Regions from separate parts of the Mus musculus genome. Here region 2 is linked to region 1. Evidence: chromatin loops called from intact Hi-C (ENCODE). Cell type or tissue: heart. All regions are shown on one strand. Links, peaks and the distances in the headings refer to the core of each region. The heading gives the core; the rest is flanking DNA.

Region 1 (8,000 bases), core at 1-8,000:
ACTTCTCTTTGGATAGAACTTGGTGAGATGATGGTTTTTTTTTCATGTGTGTTGCTACAACTTATCTTTATTTTAAATTTGATTTGTCCCTCTGCCCACTTTGGAGCCTCTGGAATGATAGCTGTTGCCTCCAGAGGACTGAGAACTGTTTTCAAAGGCTCCATCTGGAGGCATATTTAAAAGCACGTCTTACAGCATGTGGCTGCACAGAGCTCCAGTCTTAATGAATGCACGGTGTGAGCTATATAATACTAATAATGCAAACTTCAACAAATTAGTCCTGTGAGTACACACATGCAGGCAAGGCTTTTTTCAATTTGGCTGGTCCCATAGGCAAGTCCAGTTGTAAACTGAAGGTCAGAATTTGTAACTACTGGTACCTTGGTTTTTTTGTTTGTTTTGATTTATTTTTGTTTTGGTTTGTTTTTAAATAAAAAGTCTTCTAGTGTGACAATTCAACAACACAGAATTCCTACAGAGATGTAAAGCCGTTCACGGTAGGTAAGGACCCCAACCTACAGAACATCTGCGTGTGTCTGGCCCATCAGGTGATGAGGTTGGAGCTCGTGGCCCTCGCCATGGTTCAGTCTGTCCTTGCACGATTTCAGTAGCCCTGCAGTGAAGCTTAGGAAAATGCTTCCTGTACTCCTGTGGGAGATAGAAGAGTGTTAAGGAGAGGTTTCTAGTGAACATTTCAACCCTGTTACAGTGTACACCTTTCATAGAGAAACTTCCAGAAGAACTGCCATGGAATGTGCCAGTTTGTGATAATTCTGAATGATGTGTGATTGCCATGATTAGCACTATAGTTCCTAAGCAGATACACACGTCTTTGTTTTTAAAAGGAACCTGATTTTTTTTTTTAATTTAAAAAAATTTTTGAAACTGCCACTGCCAGTTCTTTAAACTCAGTTGCTTTTATTTTAGTTCGTTCTTTCCCAGCCTGGACCCCCAAGATCTTCAACCTGATATGTATTTGCCTCTGCTGGCAAGTTTTTAAAAGTAGTTCAGATTAAGAAATAAAAATAAAGGCAGACTATGGTGGTGCATGCCTTTAATCCCAGCACTTGAGAGGCAGGGGCAGGTGGATCTCTGTGAGTTCAAGGCCAGCCTGGTCTACAAAGAGAGTCCCAGAACAATCAGGGCTACACAGAGAAACCCAGTCTCGAAAAACCGATGAATGAATGAATGAATGAATGAATAAATGAATGAATTGCACAGAAACGGTCACCTGCCAAAGGCTTGAGTTATTTTCCCTTGGAGCAGAGAAGAAATACTCTGTATTTCTGCTTTTTGGATATGTACTCTTAAACTTTGTGAACGCAGGCATCGGCACTATGTGAAGTCTCAGATTTCATAGTGTCCTAGTCCTGGTTAGGCGATGTTTGGTAGGAAGGACAGGGTGAGTTACAGAGCACATTAGGCAGAATCAATTGTGTGTTCTTCTTTTGGCAAGCAGGCCAGTGTGTTTCCTACAGCCTAAATGAAGGACTATTTTTTTCCTCACTCAAGGATCCAATTAAGCCTGTTTCCTGTTTAAGGCTCGGTGTGCCTACCTGCCCTTTTCGTGTTTGAGGCACAGCTCTTTTGAAATCCACCCTAATCATTCTTCCCGGTCACCTTTACTACTGCCAGCATTGCTCAGCAGCGCTGTCTCATATCTGGGCATGTTAACCTGCTATTTCTTCTGCTTGGAATCCCATGACACCTCCTTCCCTTTTTCCCTAGCTGGTGACCTGGTGTTCATTTACATAGACTCACATCAAACACTCCCACCTTGTAAAGTCCTGGGCTAATAAGGTGGGTAAGGCTGGCTCCTCCCCACCTTCCTGGTCCCATTCATGGTCTTTCTGTTCAGCATCAAGCACCAGCATTGGGAAGTACATGTTGTCTACCTGTCTCCCTCTGTAGGTGACAGCGTATTCTCCCTTGGATGTCTTTCTAGGCAAACCAGAGTGTTATCTATAGTGCCGTTTAATTATCTATTGAGCAAGCCAGTGTCCACACAGTTGAGCAGGTAACAGACAACCTTTTCATCTCACGACATTTGTGTCCCCCTGGGAAAGATTGTTGAGCAGTACAGACTATTATCTAGGAAATGAGATAAAGTCACCCAACAGGTGTATTTCCAGTTTCTAGAAACAAGTAAATGCTACCTACTACTTAGTGTCTGGTGACTCAGTTCCTTTCTTCCTTCCTTCCTTCCTTCCTTCCTTCCTTCCTTCCTTCCTTCCTTTGCTCTCTGATTTTTTTTTTTTTTAAACTTAGCACACTTAATTTGATTTATGTGTATGGCTGTTTTACCTGCATGTATGTCTGTGTACCAGCTGCATTCCTGGTGTCTGTGGAGGCCAGAAGCGGGAACTGGAGTTTACAGATGTTTGTGAGCTACCAGGTGTGTGCTGGGAATTACCTACTGAGCCATCTCTCCCGTGTGTTTGTGTTTTTAAGCTTTAACATGACAAACCATTTTCCCTCTGGAAGTTTTAAGTGGAATTTTTTTTACTATCTAAGGAATAACACTTTGAATTGCTTTTAAAGTTATGTCTTTTTATTTTACATGTATGAATTTGCCTGTACATTCATGTACCAAGCATACCACTTGTGTGCACTGCCCTTTGAGGCCAGTAGAGAGCTTCTAGTATCCTGGAATTGGAGTAACAGACAGTTGTAATCCACCATGTCCGTGCTGGGTCTTGAACTCAGGTCTTCTACAAGACCGCCAAGTATTCTTAGAGCTATCTCTCTTCTCTATACTTTCTGAGTTTTGAATCTCAGAAATCCCATTCAAAATATTTTCTCATTCGTCCTACTCAGTTTTTAAATGTGCAAAGTAAAAGTGATATCCTTTCTATTAATTTATCTTATGTGGGGATGGAATGGGTGTGTTATATGATGTATAAATCCTTTGTAAAGACAAACAGCTCTAATTATTGTGCATTTAAAATCATCAAATGTGTTTTGGCTGACCAACTTAACATGAAAGTGTCCTGCTTAGCAAGCCTCATTATAAATGATTGGCAGGCAGCTTAATCTTGAGGTTCAAGTTGTGACTGAAGTACTTTTCAAATTGTACCAGGACCAGGACATTCTTAGCCTGACAGAGGGGTGTCCTGAGGCAGCCATGGGGTATTTATATATTGTACGTTAGACATTGACCTTTTTAAAATTTGAGCATTTGGGTAAATAGCTTGGGTTGTTGAACTTTGTAGGATACAAAGTGTTTTTATGAGTATATAGAGAGACACTGATTCATAACTGATAGGCAATTTTATTAGCCCATTTTCTATGGGATGTATTTCTTTAACCCAAGAAAAATATCCGTCACCTCCCTGTTGGAAATCCTTCATTTTCAGGTCTTTCTTTGATGGAATCACTATCAAAGGAATCTCCCTTCCTCTTTTGGTTGAATATGCTTTTAATTTTGGAATGGGCTTTTTTAATTGTTAAGAATGAGCCAATTATAATACCTCAAACCATGGCGGAATGTGTTTTCTTTGCCATGCTCAGACTGGCTAGAGCCCCTTCACTAAATCCTACCAACAAAACACATCCAGTGTGTTTTAGAATGCGTGTTGTCAGGTCAGAGACCCGGAGCAAGGTTGAGGGAGGTAACTCACTCTCCGAGCCACTTAGCTACAGGGCACAAGTTGGTGGTGCTTCAGTGCCTGTTCAGGGCTTTCTCGTTTCAAACTCAGGCACCTCCTGTGCAAATCACATTGATGTTTGAGCAGCCATTTCCGTCTCTGCTTTTACTTTCTCATGATGTAAAGAAACAAAATGACACTAGGCAGAAACTTTGGAATAATAGAAAGCAGAGCTCTCTTCCTCAGACTGCTGTCCCTGGTGAAGAGTAGCAGACGTGTGCCAGAGGCTCTGCCACGTGATTCTGACCAGAAGCAGCTGGGCTAGGTGGTGTTTCAGCTTGTTCCTTGGCGTGTTGATGCAGCCCTTAATTGCTGAAAGTACAGACCTCTTTTTAACAGAATCTCCTTTAAGGGAAGGGCCGCGCTGCAGCATGACCCGGAAAATGGAGGCTTTTAAAGCAACAGGGAATGTAAATGGCCTTCCCCAACAGAGGCCACTCAGATTGGTTCCTCCAGCTGAGGAAACTTAAATGCTCGAGGAAGGCGAATGTCTGTCTTCCAAAACCACGGGGATCAATGTCCTAAGAGGGAAAGCGGGTAGCTTCAGGGTTTTTTATTTTTATTTTTTAAATTTATTATTTTGTGGGTTTGGATATTTTGCTTCCTAGTATGTCTGGGCGTTATGGGCCTGTAGTGCCCCTGAGAGCCATAAGAGGGGGTTGGATCCCCTGGGCCTAGAGGGTAACTCCTGGTAGTTGTGAGCCATGGTGTGGGTGTCAGTGATCTAACCTAGGTATTCTGGAAGAACAGGGAATGCTAATTAATTGCTAAGACATTTTCCCTGCCCCCGCCCCCCATAGCTGCAGCTTAAATCTTCTCAAGGTAGGGGCAGGTATTGCCAGCTCAGAGTGGCAGAGGAGATGTTCTCCGTAAGGGAAAGGGGGGGGGTGCGGGGAGGGAGGGGGCTAGAATGAGTTGTCAGAAGCTGGTGGTGTGGAATTGAATGACAGCCCCCCCAACTTCTAAGTTAGGGCCAACTGGTGCTTTTAAAAACAACCTTGGGCTAGACTCAGTCTGCAGGGTTTTTCTAGGCTCCATTCTTGATACCCACGAGTGGTATCCTACCACAGAAAATCTAAGAAAATTTATGTTATCTTTTCAACAAGAACATAACCTATAAGAAAAAAGAGAAAAAAGCCATTTATTTATAAATACTCAGGAATTACTTGTACATCTTGCAAAGTGTTGGAAGCTTTGTAATCTTGTGTGTGTGTGCGTGTGTGTATATGTGTGTGTGTGTTGAGTAGCCACTCCTGGTGACTCTGATGCTTGTGGGTATCTGCAGTGGTTCCCCAGGTCTGCATGTGCTAGAGTCATAAATGCAGGGCTGTAGAGCTGTGTTCTTTATGGAACCATATTTTAGTCCCAGCATTCTTTTGGATTAGAGTGCAAGTTTTTAAATCCGTGGAACAGTTAGTAGGCTACACAGGCTCTATGCATTGAGGTTTTCCCTCTGTTTTATCATACTTTTCAACCAGGTGCCAGTCAACGAAACAGAAACATGCCGAGTATTATGGGATTAAAGGATTTATTATAGAAATTGGCCCTTCCTCAAATATGAGAGATGCTAGGGGAAGCGAAGGTGCTGCGGGGGAGTGAGAGGATTAAAGGAAAGTTCACGTGAAGCCCTGGAGTAGGGGTGGGCAGGTCAGAAGTGGAGGCTGCTGAGTGGACCACAGGGGATGGGTACACAAAATCTCTGAAGTCTGTTGTGTCTCCTCTGTGCAGTTCTCAGCATGTGGCCTAAGCCAGGCAGTTGCTGATGGGCTGAGCCTCTGCCCATCAGCTGGGCCCTTAGACTGGAAGGTGAGAACAGAAGAAAGGAAGAGCAGGCTGGCAGCTGCAGTCGCCTTCCGCAGGCTCACCTGCATCTTGTGGGGAGGTGGGGAGGCGGGCATAGCCTTACTTTCCCTTTGCAAATCATAGGAGGGCAAAGTTCAATACCGCGTAACCTATGGCTTAGAAGAACCATGCCCTTCAAACTACCCCTGAGAGCTGTTGGCTCTGTCTCCTGGCCTCACTAAAAATAATTAACTGTTCTTAAACTTAGGAGTGAAATAACAGATTTTTTTGACTGCTGGACAGGCCACATTAGGCACTTTTCTGTGAATTTGCCCTGGACAGGCCACGGGAGGCTCTTTTCTGTGACTCTGCCCTGGACAGGCCACAGGAGGCTCTTTTCTGTGACTCTGCCCTGGACAGGCCACAGGAGGCATTTTTCTGTGAATTTGCCCTGGACAGGCCACAGGAGGCACTTTTCTGTTTAGGAACCACCTAGGCGTTCCTCCTAGCATCTTATCAGCTGATCATATGCACATCGAGATTAACGATTTTCATCTGACTTTCTTCCTGGAAAAATTGGGTCTGGAGGATTGTAGAAATAAAGAAGCAAAACTGGATAGAGAAACTTTGGAGTGTGGACTGACAGGAGCTTAGTTCAACTTTGCCTTGAGTTAAAAATAAGGAAATACACAGATAAACACAGACACACAGTCTCTCTTTCTCTCAGCACCCCCATCATATGGATTCATTTATCTATGGTTATATCTAGTGATGCATTTATCTGAGTTTATATTCACTGCAATTATCCAATCTGTTTCAATGGGAATTTTATGAGTATTTAACTTACGAGTAATTAAAAAATATTCTGTATCAGATAGTTGAGAAATCTTTCCAAAGATGGTCTAGTTGCCGAAATTGCCAGTCTTTGTCTTTCCAGCACATAAGAAACTCAAAAAGCAGCCTTAACATGGCTTTGCCTCTTTCCCATCAGTTGGTGTAAAAATTGGCTTTTCTCTGTTTGAGGAGATGCTGGGATAAATGTAAGCTCCCGGTACCTAATTTGCCACCCCATTACCTGACCACAGTGTTGCCAGAGAGGTTCAATCTCTGCAGGAAAGGGAAGCATATTTGTAAGTCTGTGGCTGGAGCTGGCAGTGTTTGCCAAAGCAGAAGCTGCTCTTCGGTGATACTTCAACTTTTTATTGAAATATTGGCTACTTCTCCTCCTTGACTGGTAGCTCCGGTGGCTGCTGAACAAGATAAGGTAAATTGCTTTCAAACCATAGGGCATTAATTTGGAAGCCCGAGAGCAAGCGCAGAGAGGCAGGTTTTTCCTCCTCATTTCCTACAGCTGAAACTGAACAGTTTATCGCTGACTCCCAAGTTGGTGGATCCTCGTTAGTAAGCAAGTGTTCCTTGTCGTAAACACGACCACCGGCTTTCCTCCTTATGCAGTGTGTTGTCTGTGTCTGTGTCTGTATCTGTATGTGGACAGAGCAGAGAGTCGTGTGGTATCGCTATATCCCTATGAGGGTGTATCCTTCTGAAGCTATTAAATGACAGGCAGAGGTAGTCGTTTGAGTGGGTGCAGATCATTTAAAGATTTTAAGAGAGGAGATGTGAAGTGTTTTGGTGTGAATGTGTGTGCGCCTGTGTGAGTAGCATGAACTAGACTGGATAATTGTAGTACGCGTACACTCAGATAAAATGTTTTGGTGTGAATCTGAAATGGCCCCATAGGTTCGGCTTGTGCCTGAGTCCTTAGCTTGGGGAGTGGATTTGGAGGCTGTAGAGCCTTTAGAAGGAAGGACCTGGCTGGCGGGAGGCCATTAGGAGTAGGCCTTTGAAGGTTGTACATGCTTCTGGTTCTGGAATGTTCTTTCAGACTCGTGCTCTGGCCTATCAAACCATTCTGGAGAAACTGCTACCACACTCTCCCGACAATGGTCATGGCTGCCCCTAGTAGACTTTCATTACCATGATGCATGGAGTCTATTCTGAAACCATGAGCCAGGAGAAAGCTTTTATCTCCTACATTGCTTTTGTCATAGCGACAAGACAAACAATGAAAATGACCCCTAAGATGCTAGTTATTCACATCCTTGATGCTTTGCTGCCCCAGGCCAAGCATCCCCCGTGGGAAGACTATGTTGAGACAGAATCATTGCTATGTAGCTCTGACTAGCCTTAAACTTACAATGGATACACCGACTCTGGCCTCTGAACCTTGCTGATCATCTTACCTCAACCTCTTAGGTGCTGATCTTGCCTTAGAGAGGCACCATTACTGGCTTGGAAGATTACCTTTTTAAGGACTGCAGGAAACTGGTCATGACCCAGGTATATCTATATAAGGAATGGGTACTGAGCATTCAAGAATCCATAGATCTCATTTCTTAGTTCAGTGGATGCTTATGGAGAACCTGTTAGGCACTGAGCATTAAGCTGGGCACTGAGGATACAGTGGTAAGGTAAATAGCTGCCCTGTTGGAGCTTATCATAGACTAGCTGGGGAAGAGACAATAAGCAAACAAGTATTTCAGTAAACATATACATTAACTATGGCAGATG
Region 2 (9,450 bases), core at 1,451-9,450, 44 kb before region 1:
TCCTTCCCTATGCTGCCTTTTCATCCTGTTGATTCTCATCTTTGCTGTGCTGGATGTTTTCTTAGATGAGTCAATTACTTTTGCTTTTGTTGTCTGTCCTTAAGAGACCTTCCCTTGGAACCTTAAGTCAAATTTTAATCACTCATTCATTAATTCATTCAATTCAGTATTTGAATTCTACCTAAATCCAGGAACCACCCCAGGCCCTAAGGATTAAAACAGAAGAGTAAGGTTGGGGACCTAGCTCAGTGGTTAAGAGCAGACAATGTTCTGGGAGAGGAGTAGACATTCAATACTTAGCATGTAAATTGTGTGGCTCACAGCCACTTAACACTGTAGCTCTAAGAGGATCAGATGCCTCTAGCCTTCACAGTTACCTGCATTCACACACACACACACACACACACACACTTAAAAATAAATCTTAAAATACTAAGACTATTCATTCTGATTAAACAGGAAAAAGAAAAGAAAAGGAACGAAACTAAGGCTGGAGAAATGTCCAGCAGCTAAGAGCACTTGTTGCTTTTGAAGAAGTCCAGAGTTCAATTTCCAACCCCAGCAGGATGGTCCCCACCCATTCACAACTCCAGTTCCAGATCTGACATCCTGCTCTGACTTCCATGAGTATCAGGCTTATAGGTGGTGCACGTACATATATCCAGGCAAAACATCGCTACACATTAAATAAATATTAAATAAAGATATAATAGGTGAGTAGATCTAGTGAAAAAATAGGGTAGGAGTGTTAATGGATTACATTACAAACTGAGACTGGCTGATTAAAAAAACAAAAACAAAAAACATTACTCTAAAACATCACTTCATCAATGAGAAGCTGAGAGTAAGCCGAGATCATTATTCCTAAGGTTCAATTGCAGAAACACGGGCTGAACGTGTTTCCCCTCACTTTCAGTACCATTTTTCTCCTACAACATCAACCACTAATGAACTGAATGCAAAGATGTGCTGTGAGCTGAGGGAACCACAGTTAGACAAGAAAAGCAAGAGACTTTGCCAATGCAGGATAAGAAGAGTCCTATCTTCTACAGGGTGCAGGTTGTTTGACAGCCAGATCTCAACACAAAGAGCTCTGTCTTGAAGACTGTTCATTGCAATCCCCCTGAGACCTGGGGTCACTTGTGGCTCTAATCTCTACCTTTACCTGAACCGTTTTCATCCTGCTCGGAAAATGACTGAACCCTTACTCTTGTTTCAGGCCTCTCTAAATCCTGTGGTGGGGACAAAGTAAATCATGAAAACCTACTTCATCTTTGGCAGGTTCAAAATGGGCAGAGGTTTCAGAATGTACCAAAATATCCCACCCAATATCTCTTCCCTTCTTTATTCAAACAAATCTGAAACAACAAAGGTTGAAAACTTTCCACTCTGCCTTATTATAACCATACCATGGGTACACAACCGGCTGGGGTTTTCAGTAGCCCGAGGGAGGTAGGGATGTGTCTGCTCCCAGCTCACTCACTCCCACAATAAACAATCACTAAACAGCTTGCTGCCCTAGGCAACTGCTTGTCCAGCTTGGCCAGGCTCTGAGGCTAGGGTGGGTAAGTGTTCTAAGCCAGAATTCAGGCTGTGAGGCCAGGTAATGCTTGGGAGTCTAGCACAGCTTGGAGGTCCTGGAGGTTCCTTTCAGAATCATCCAATTAAGTTCACTCAGAATGACAGGGGCTTGGGGCAGGGGAGTCGACAGAAGGAAGGTCAATTGAAGGAACCGTGGCACATTTATTGTAAATACATTTTTTTTTTTTTTTTTTTTTTTGCTTCAAAGGTTCCCTTCTACAGCTAGGGCCAGGTGACATCTTAAAAATACCACCTCAGGAAGAATAACAACACCGATGGGGGCAAAATGAAATGGCTTTCTTTTCAGCCATTAGATCCCTCCCGGCCCAATATCAGTGAATAGAACAGGTGGGAGGGATTCGGGAATGGAAGAGAGGGCACGCAGATCAGATGGCTTTAGGAGGTGTCTTCTCACACTCAGCCACAGATCCATCGGACTGTGACAATTCCTCCTTATTGTTGAGGATTAGGGTGTCTCGGCGAGGAAGACAGAAAAATAGGTGGATTACATAGGGGAATTAGAAAGACCACTTAAACGTTAAAAACAAGACCCACCAAAAAATTGGTCCTCAGCGGGTCCAAGTGTGGGGGGAGAGACATCCCGACCTGCGCTCGCTTTCCATGAAGTCCCCACCCCCCTTCCCCTCGCTTCTCCATTTTCAAGGCATCCTTCTCCAGGAACCGGTCCTCTCAGCCTCCCGGCGGGGAGGCGTTCCCGGCTCGTGGAGACCCGGGGCATCCCGAGCAGCGGGCTGCTGGCCACGTCCCCACACTTCCTCCCGCGCCTCTGGGGCCCGTCTGGTCCGGGTTGCATTCCCGGCCCGGCGTGCAGAAGGCCGGCGGTGGGCGACGCCCGGCCGGCTAGCGCTCCGCCCGCCGCCCGTGCGCTCCTGGGTCCCCGCGCCCGCGCCGCGCCGCGCCGCGCCGGCGCCTCTGCCGGCCGCCGGGGGTTATGAATGGGCGCAGCGGAAGCCCCGCCCCACCCGGACGTGACGCCCGGCCAATGGCAGCGCGGGCTGCGTGGATGGATGAGGTCAGCGCTGTCGTGTCGGGAATGGAATGTGTAAGTGTAACATTCAGAACCGGGTAACATTCGGCGACCGAACGCGGCGGTCGGCAGTGATAGCGCGGGGCCTGCGAAGCACCGCTCGGGGCCGGCACTGCCCGCGGGGAGGACGCGCCGCCGCCGCCGCCCCGCGCCGCCTCGTGCCGCCGGCCGGGCCGCCGCGCGCCCGGGGAGCCGGCCCCGTGAGCGCAGGAGTAAACACCGGCGGAGTGTGGGAGCCGCTGCAGAAGGGAATAAAGAGACATGCAGGGATTTGTGAGGTTACGGCGCCCCAGCTGCAAGATGCACTAGCCGGCTGAAGCCGGGGCGGATTGACTTGTTGGAACCGTAGTGCTCTGCACCGGAGTGTGGATGAGTTGAAGTTGCTTTCCCCGGGCTCGTTCTCCACGCCGCCGAGAGGAATCCGAGCGGAGAGGCAGTCACTTCGTCTTGCCATTGATTGGGTATCGGGAGCTTTTTCTTCCCTGCTCTCTTTCTTTTCCTCCGTCTTGTTGCATGCAAGAAAATTACAGTCCGCTGTTCGCCCGCCCTGGGTGCGAGATCTTCTGCCCGGCTCTCTCCCGTGCATTGTGCAGCCCAAAGATGAAAGACCGAAGGGGAGAAAGTTAAAGAAATCGCCCACATGCGCTGGATCAGTCCACGGCTTGGGGAAAGGCATCCAGAGAAGGTGGGAGCGGAGAGTTTGAAGTCTTTACAGGCGGGAAGATGGCGGACTGGAGCTGAAAGTGTTGATTGGGAAACTTGGGTGATTCTTGTGTTTATTTACAATCCTCTTGACCCAGGCAGGACACATGCAGGCCAAAAAACGCTATTTCATCCTGCTCTCAGCTGGCTCTTGTCTCGCCCTTTTGTTTTATTTTGGAGGCGTGCAGTTTAGGGCATCGAGGAGCCACAGCCGGAGAGAAGAGCACAGTGGTCGGAATGGCTTGCACCAGCCCAGTCCGGATCATTTCTGGCCCCGCTTCCCGGACGCTCTGCGCCCTTTCTTTCCTTGGGATCAATTGGAAAACGAGGATTCCAGCGTGCACATTTCCCCCCGGCAGAAGCGAGACGCCAACTCGAGCATCTACAAAGGCAAGAAGTGCCGCATGGAGTCCTGCTTCGATTTCACCCTTTGCAAGAAAAACGGCTTCAAAGTCTACGTGTACCCGCAGCAGAAAGGGGAGAAAATCGCCGAAAGTTACCAAAACATTCTAGCGGCCATCGAGGGCTCCAGGTTCTACACCTCGGACCCCAGCCAGGCGTGCCTCTTTGTCTTGAGTCTGGATACTTTAGACAGAGACCAGTTATCACCTCAGTATGTGCACAATTTGAGATCCAAAGTGCAGAGTCTCCACTTGTGGAACAATGGTAGGAATCATTTAATTTTTAATTTATATTCTGGCACTTGGCCTGACTACACTGAGGACGTGGGGTTTGACATCGGCCAGGCGATGCTGGCCAAAGCCAGCATCAGTACTGAAAACTTCCGACCAAACTTTGATGTTTCTATTCCCCTCTTTTCTAAGGATCATCCCAGGACAGGAGGGGAGAGGGGGTTTTTGAAATTTAACACCATCCCTCCTCTCAGGAAGTACATGCTGGTATTCAAGGGGAAGCGGTACCTGACAGGGATAGGGTCAGACACCAGGAATGCCTTATATCACGTCCATAACGGGGAGGACGTCTTGCTCCTCACCACCTGCAAGCATGGCAAAGACTGGCAAAAGCACAAGGATTCTCGCTGTGACAGAGACAACACCGAGTATGAGAAGTGAGTAAGGGCTGCCTCCCTTCGAGGCTCGGCCCTGGGCCCTGGATACCTGAGTCCAGGTGGGAGGGTGGGGGATGCGGGGTGGAGACAGAAGCCCTCAGTTCTGTTGCTTCCTTGGGATCCAGCGGCTGGGTTCAAGTGTGTGGGGTGAGCTTGGGCTTCTCAGGCAAACTCGACAAGAGTACTCTCTCCAGTCAAGTTGGTGAAGAAGGGAATCTTCCTGATACTTTGAAAACCATTCAGGACCCATGTGTCTTTGGCGCATTATGGGGGCTCGGATCCAAGTTTTGGAAAGGGTACTAAAGGGTATTTGTGACGACTCAGAGAGACACATGTTCTACGCAAGTCCACAGACTCTGACCCCTGGGCTTTGTCTGTTTCTCTCAAGAACATGGGTACCTGTTCTCTGTGCAGTTGGCTAGGCTTAAATTTGCACCTTCCCCCCTAAGCTTTAGATTCTTGATTCCTAGAATATTTTCATTTTTACCTTCCCAACTTGTGACTGCCTCTTACTTCCTCTACAGCACTGATGTTTATGAAGGGTAGAGTGTAAGCTGGTTAGGGTCATTCATTCATTCATTCATTCCTATAAGCCCTCTCTTTCTTGGGGAAACTTTAAAATCTGGGCCTCAGGCCCACTGCAGTGAACTACCCTTACTAATTTAGATTTCCCTTTCTTCTTTGTCTTTATCTATTTGCATATAAATGTGGACTGTTACTCTTTGAATGGGCTTGAGATGCCTCCTTAGCCTCTGTGGAGGGGAGAGTTTTGTTTAGTTGCTAAGTAACTGAGTTGGTTACTTTGTAGCCCCTTTCAGTCTTCCTTTTCCTCGTCTTTCACAGTCGCTGACACACAGGATTTCAGGTCAAAGTTAGAATCCACAAATCTGCTTGAAACCGAGGCTGGCCTGTGGGTCCATCGGTCAGCTTCCTGATAGCTGAGGTCAGTGCCCCAGACTCACTTGTGTCCGGCTGGGAAAGAGTGAGCGCCTATGGTGCATTTCCACTTTACGCCAGTTAAAAACCAGAGCAGCCTTGTGCTAGCTACCCAGGGAAGGAAGGAGAAACCTCTCAGCTGAGTACAAGAGGAACTGGCAGAGGTTGGCAGATTGTGCAATTGATTCATGAAATGCAGAATAGGGGAAAAGGCTTCCAGATGGGGTTGGATCAGGAAGGGGTGGGGGTGGGGGTAACCGGGCCCTGAAATGAAAGGTGTGATTATTTATTGTCCATGGATTCCCTCAGACTCTCTGGTCTTGGTGGGAGTGATTGGATGGGATAGTAAAGTCCTCCCCGACTTGATCATAGAAGGGAGAGGAAATATCAAGCCTGGGGCTTCTGCTTCTGAGCCCCTTGGACGTTTTCCGTTTCAATCCTGGGAAAAGCCTGAGGCCAGGATCAATTGTGAATCCATCGTTCCTTTCCTCTTACACACGGAAGTTCTGCGTGAATGTTGAGTGTTGTTGTGACAGAGTAAAAATACTCTTTAACTGTGGTCAGAAAGAAACTGCTTTGTTGAAAGGACAATATACTTTGATAGATTCTGGGGGTGCTTGTGCCTTCTAGGAATTTCTTTGGCTGGCGTGAAGAGGCTGATCTTTTGATGGCTTCTAAAGCAATCTCTCCAAGCTTTATAGAAAGATCATGACGTTCTTCATTCGGAAAGAGCGGATGTTCCTTGTGTGTTCGACCCCCCCACCCCCACCCCAGATGCCAATTCTTTACATTTTCTATGGAAAACTTTTGTTTTCTAGAGAGCGGAGATGGAGAAAGGTGTGGTTGATTGGCTTCGGAGCAACTTTGTTTTGCTAATTGAATGTAATTAATTTTTCACCTTTCGGTCCTTGGGCCAAGAAATCTGACACCCTCCACCTCTTCTTGATTTAAGTTTAAAGACCACCTGGGACGGGGCCTCAGGATCGTCTCTGTTTGGGACTGTGGCATCCAGAAAGAAAACAAGTTTACTATTCTCCTGAGCAGGGTTTTTCAGGGCTTTCTGTTTCCTTTTACAATCCCGCTAGCTCTGATTTTGTTTACTAGGATGTGTTAGTAGTGCAGACTGGAACTCCTAGAGATTTAACTCCTTACCCATCTTGGATTGTCAGAATTGTTTACTCACAAATATTGCTGGGTGTTTGTTTGCTTTTGACTTTGGAATACACAGGGTGGAAATAAGAATGCAGGAATCTGGAAGCCGTGACTATACACCAGGCTACACCGATGCTGCACTCGGAAGTAAAGGGCAATGCAGAATTCCTCAGCCACACTGAGGCTAACCACACCAGACCCTTGGAGATGAGATGCTGAAGTCAGATCTGTGGAAGTGGTCCTTCCTGGAGTCATCTCTGAGTTGATTTTTACCCAGGGTTTAAGCAGTTTCCGAGGTGTTCTAGGCATTCATTTGGTAATGGCTTGTAAAGACGAGATCAATTTTCATCTACTTCTCTTCTGCATTAGCAAGTACCTATGAAAAGGTTTCAACTTAATTTGCCTCGGCAAGCAACCTGGTATGGGTTTGCTGGGGACACCGGATCTGATAATTAGATTGGAAATTTATAGCCCCTTGGTCAAGTTAGGCTACTAGAAGAACATAAGCAGATACTTCAACTCCAAGATATCGTGATGGTGTGTAATGTTGTAGGTCTCAAGGGAAGTGTCCCACTGGTGATTTTGTGAAAAGCACATGAATGTCACCGGTGCAGAACAGCTGGGTGGCATGAATGGGAATTACTTTTGCTCTAGAGAAAAAGTTCCTGCAAACTTTGATCCAGCTTCTCAATTACATTAAATATCATTTTTTTTCATAGTGCACATAATTTTTACTAGTTACATATCTTTTTCATTTTAATTTTTTCACTTTATTTCATTTCTCACTGTCCTGGAAGGAGCTCTGTAGAACAGGCTGGCCTTCAACTCAGGGATCCACCTATCTCGGCCTCCGGAGTACTGGGATTAAAGGTTTGAGCCACCACATCTGGCTTTCAGTTACTCATTATAACCGGTGTAGTTGGCACCAGCCGAACTGAGTCACTGCTGGGATTTGGTGATCTGGAGTGAGACCTTCGAGAAATTCACTCCATTTTAGTGCTTTTGGCCTCTCAGGCATCCTGACATGACGACTACTTTGCATGAACATCACAGGTTCGATACCTTTGGAGGTCATTATTAGGGAACTTCAAGTTTGGCTATCTCAAACAGAAGGAAGAGAAGGTAGTGAGAGGTGTCCTGAACCTTTGGCCCTTCCAAGGAAAGCAGGGTGATTCTTTCAAAGCAGCTTTTCTGAGAGCAGTCAAAAGACTATCAAGATTGTCAGACCCTTTTCTGTTTGCTAAAGCTGTACTGTACTGGGGTTTTTAAAACAAAACAAAACATTTCTTTAGTGCGTGTGTGCGCATGCGTGAAGGTCAGAGGCCAACCTGGAGTCAGTTCTCCTCTTTCACCAAGTGGGGTCTGGGTATCAAATGCGCATCCTTACGTAGGATGGGCCCTCTTCCCCAGTGTCACCTCATCAGCCCCAGACATGTACTGTTTAAGGATGGTTGATCATTTAGCTTCTAGCACTCGCTTTTCGGGAGGAACAGTTGGAACTCTGATGTGTTTTAGTAGTAGTTCCAGAAAGCAGGCCTTTGGAATCTTTGATTAGTCAGCGTTCCTTTCATTTCTCATTGCGAACACTCTGGAAGCGCTCAGCCTCTAGGACATCCCATTTGGTGCTGCTGGTGTTTCTACAACTTGATGACAACTTTTCAAAGGTGGCTGGCAGGCATTGAAAAAAAATGTCAACTAGTTTAGAGCTGATGTAGCCCTTTGAAGGGACATGCTTAGAGTCTTGCGTGAGGTTCACGGTTCCCTTTTATTGTTGATAAAAATAATAAGTGGGTGTGTTCCCAAAACTGCTTAGTGTAACTCATTCTTTCTATTTATTTATTTATTTATTTATTTAATTGAGCCTTTCTTTCCCTTTGGCCTTAAGAGTTGCGGGAACAGATGGAATTGACCAAATAAGTTGGATGTAGATGCCATTGCAGAGGAGGGCGACTGTGCTTAAGACAAGTCATAGTACGAAAGGGCTTTTTCTCTCTTTCCTCCATTATCCTCAACTGGTTTCACCGACACTTGGAGCACGTTCCTCACCTGGGCCTGACTCTTTGGTGAATGTTTTCCTCTTCTGAAGGGAAAGGCAGAAACCGTAAGGTCCAGCCTCCAAATGTAAAATATTAGCACCTTTCTCCCCGTAATTGTGTGATGGCCCAAAAGTGTTGCTAAAGTAGCCCACAGATGGGAAATCAAAGTAATAGTCCTGTGCCGAGCTATGAAGTTGACACGTGTGTCTTCTGCCAGCGCAGTTCCCCGTCTCCCTGAACCTGCTTTCTGCAGAGAGCCCCTGAAAGCTCAACTCACAAGAAATTCGGGTGCTACTTGGAGGGATATTTGCGAGTCGAATGAGTCCAGAGTAGGAAATGTTGAAAGGTACTGTTACTTGAGATATGGGTTTAAAGGATTTTACTATGCTTAATTCGTGACAAGCTGCTAAGATTTGGACGGATCCCTCTGAAAGGGGGCCACCTTTGGTTCTCTTGATACCGTTTGGGCGACACAGAAGTGATCAAAGGAGACGCCATACCCCGAGGTGCTTGTGGTTTGCTCCGTATCCTGGAAGATCTACTGTCACAGAATAGGATTCCAGAAAATTCTGTGAGTGACTTCGTGTCAGTGTCTTATCAAAGGTTTGGCTGGGTAGGGCCTGGCTGCATTTCTCTCAGCTAACCTGCAGCGTGTCTTGTTAGTGCATCGTAGTGTGTAAGCTGAAGCCAGAGGTGCTGAGGCAGCGTGTCCAAGGCTTCCCAGCTCGTAAGTGGCAGAACTTGGGCTGTAGCCCAGGCTTCCTGGCTCCCGGTTCTCTGTCTTCTCACCCTGGCCTGCTACTGCTTTCTGACACTCAGTCAAATCAGGTCAGATGTAGTGGTCATTGGGTTCTGCAGTCTTCAGACAGAAACGTGGAACCCCCTCCTTGATTGAACGTAATAACTAATTGTTTTTATGTAAGGTC

What was found. A loop is a pair of places that touch in the nucleus more often than their neighbours do. Peaks named below come from ENCODE experiments on the same cell type or tissue, not always from the same donor. Only the 100,000 strongest peaks of a DNase experiment are listed, where the experiment ranks them.
Region 2: a loop joins it to region 1, with 1.8 times the contacts of the local background. A loop is called at or near these places in 6 of 42 quality-filtered maps.

Annotation. Positions count from the first base shown.
Region 1 is chr15:53,295,267-53,303,266 of GRCm38, reverse strand. The region is part of intron 1 of Ext1 (exostosin glycosyltransferase 1); the gene reads left to right. Among named protein-coding and RNA genes, the nearest start is that of Ext1, 47 kb to the left of the region's middle. In heart, for the core only: a CTCF peak has its summit at 4,279; a DNase peak (open chromatin) is centred at 3,926; H3K4me3 peaks cover 700 bases; H3K27ac peaks cover 885 bases.
Region 2 is chr15:53,339,352-53,348,801 of GRCm38, reverse strand. It overlaps Ext1 (exostosin glycosyltransferase 1), which reads left to right and starts at 2,619. Exons shown (of 11, transcript NM_010162.2): 1 at 2,619-4,400. The coding sequence starts at 3,439. In heart, for the core only: CTCF peaks have their summits at 2,379, 2,583 and 5,415; DNase peaks (open chromatin) are centred at 2,591, 4,381, 5,411, 9,271 and 1 weaker place; H3K4me3 peaks cover 5,637 bases; H3K27ac peaks cover 4,454 bases.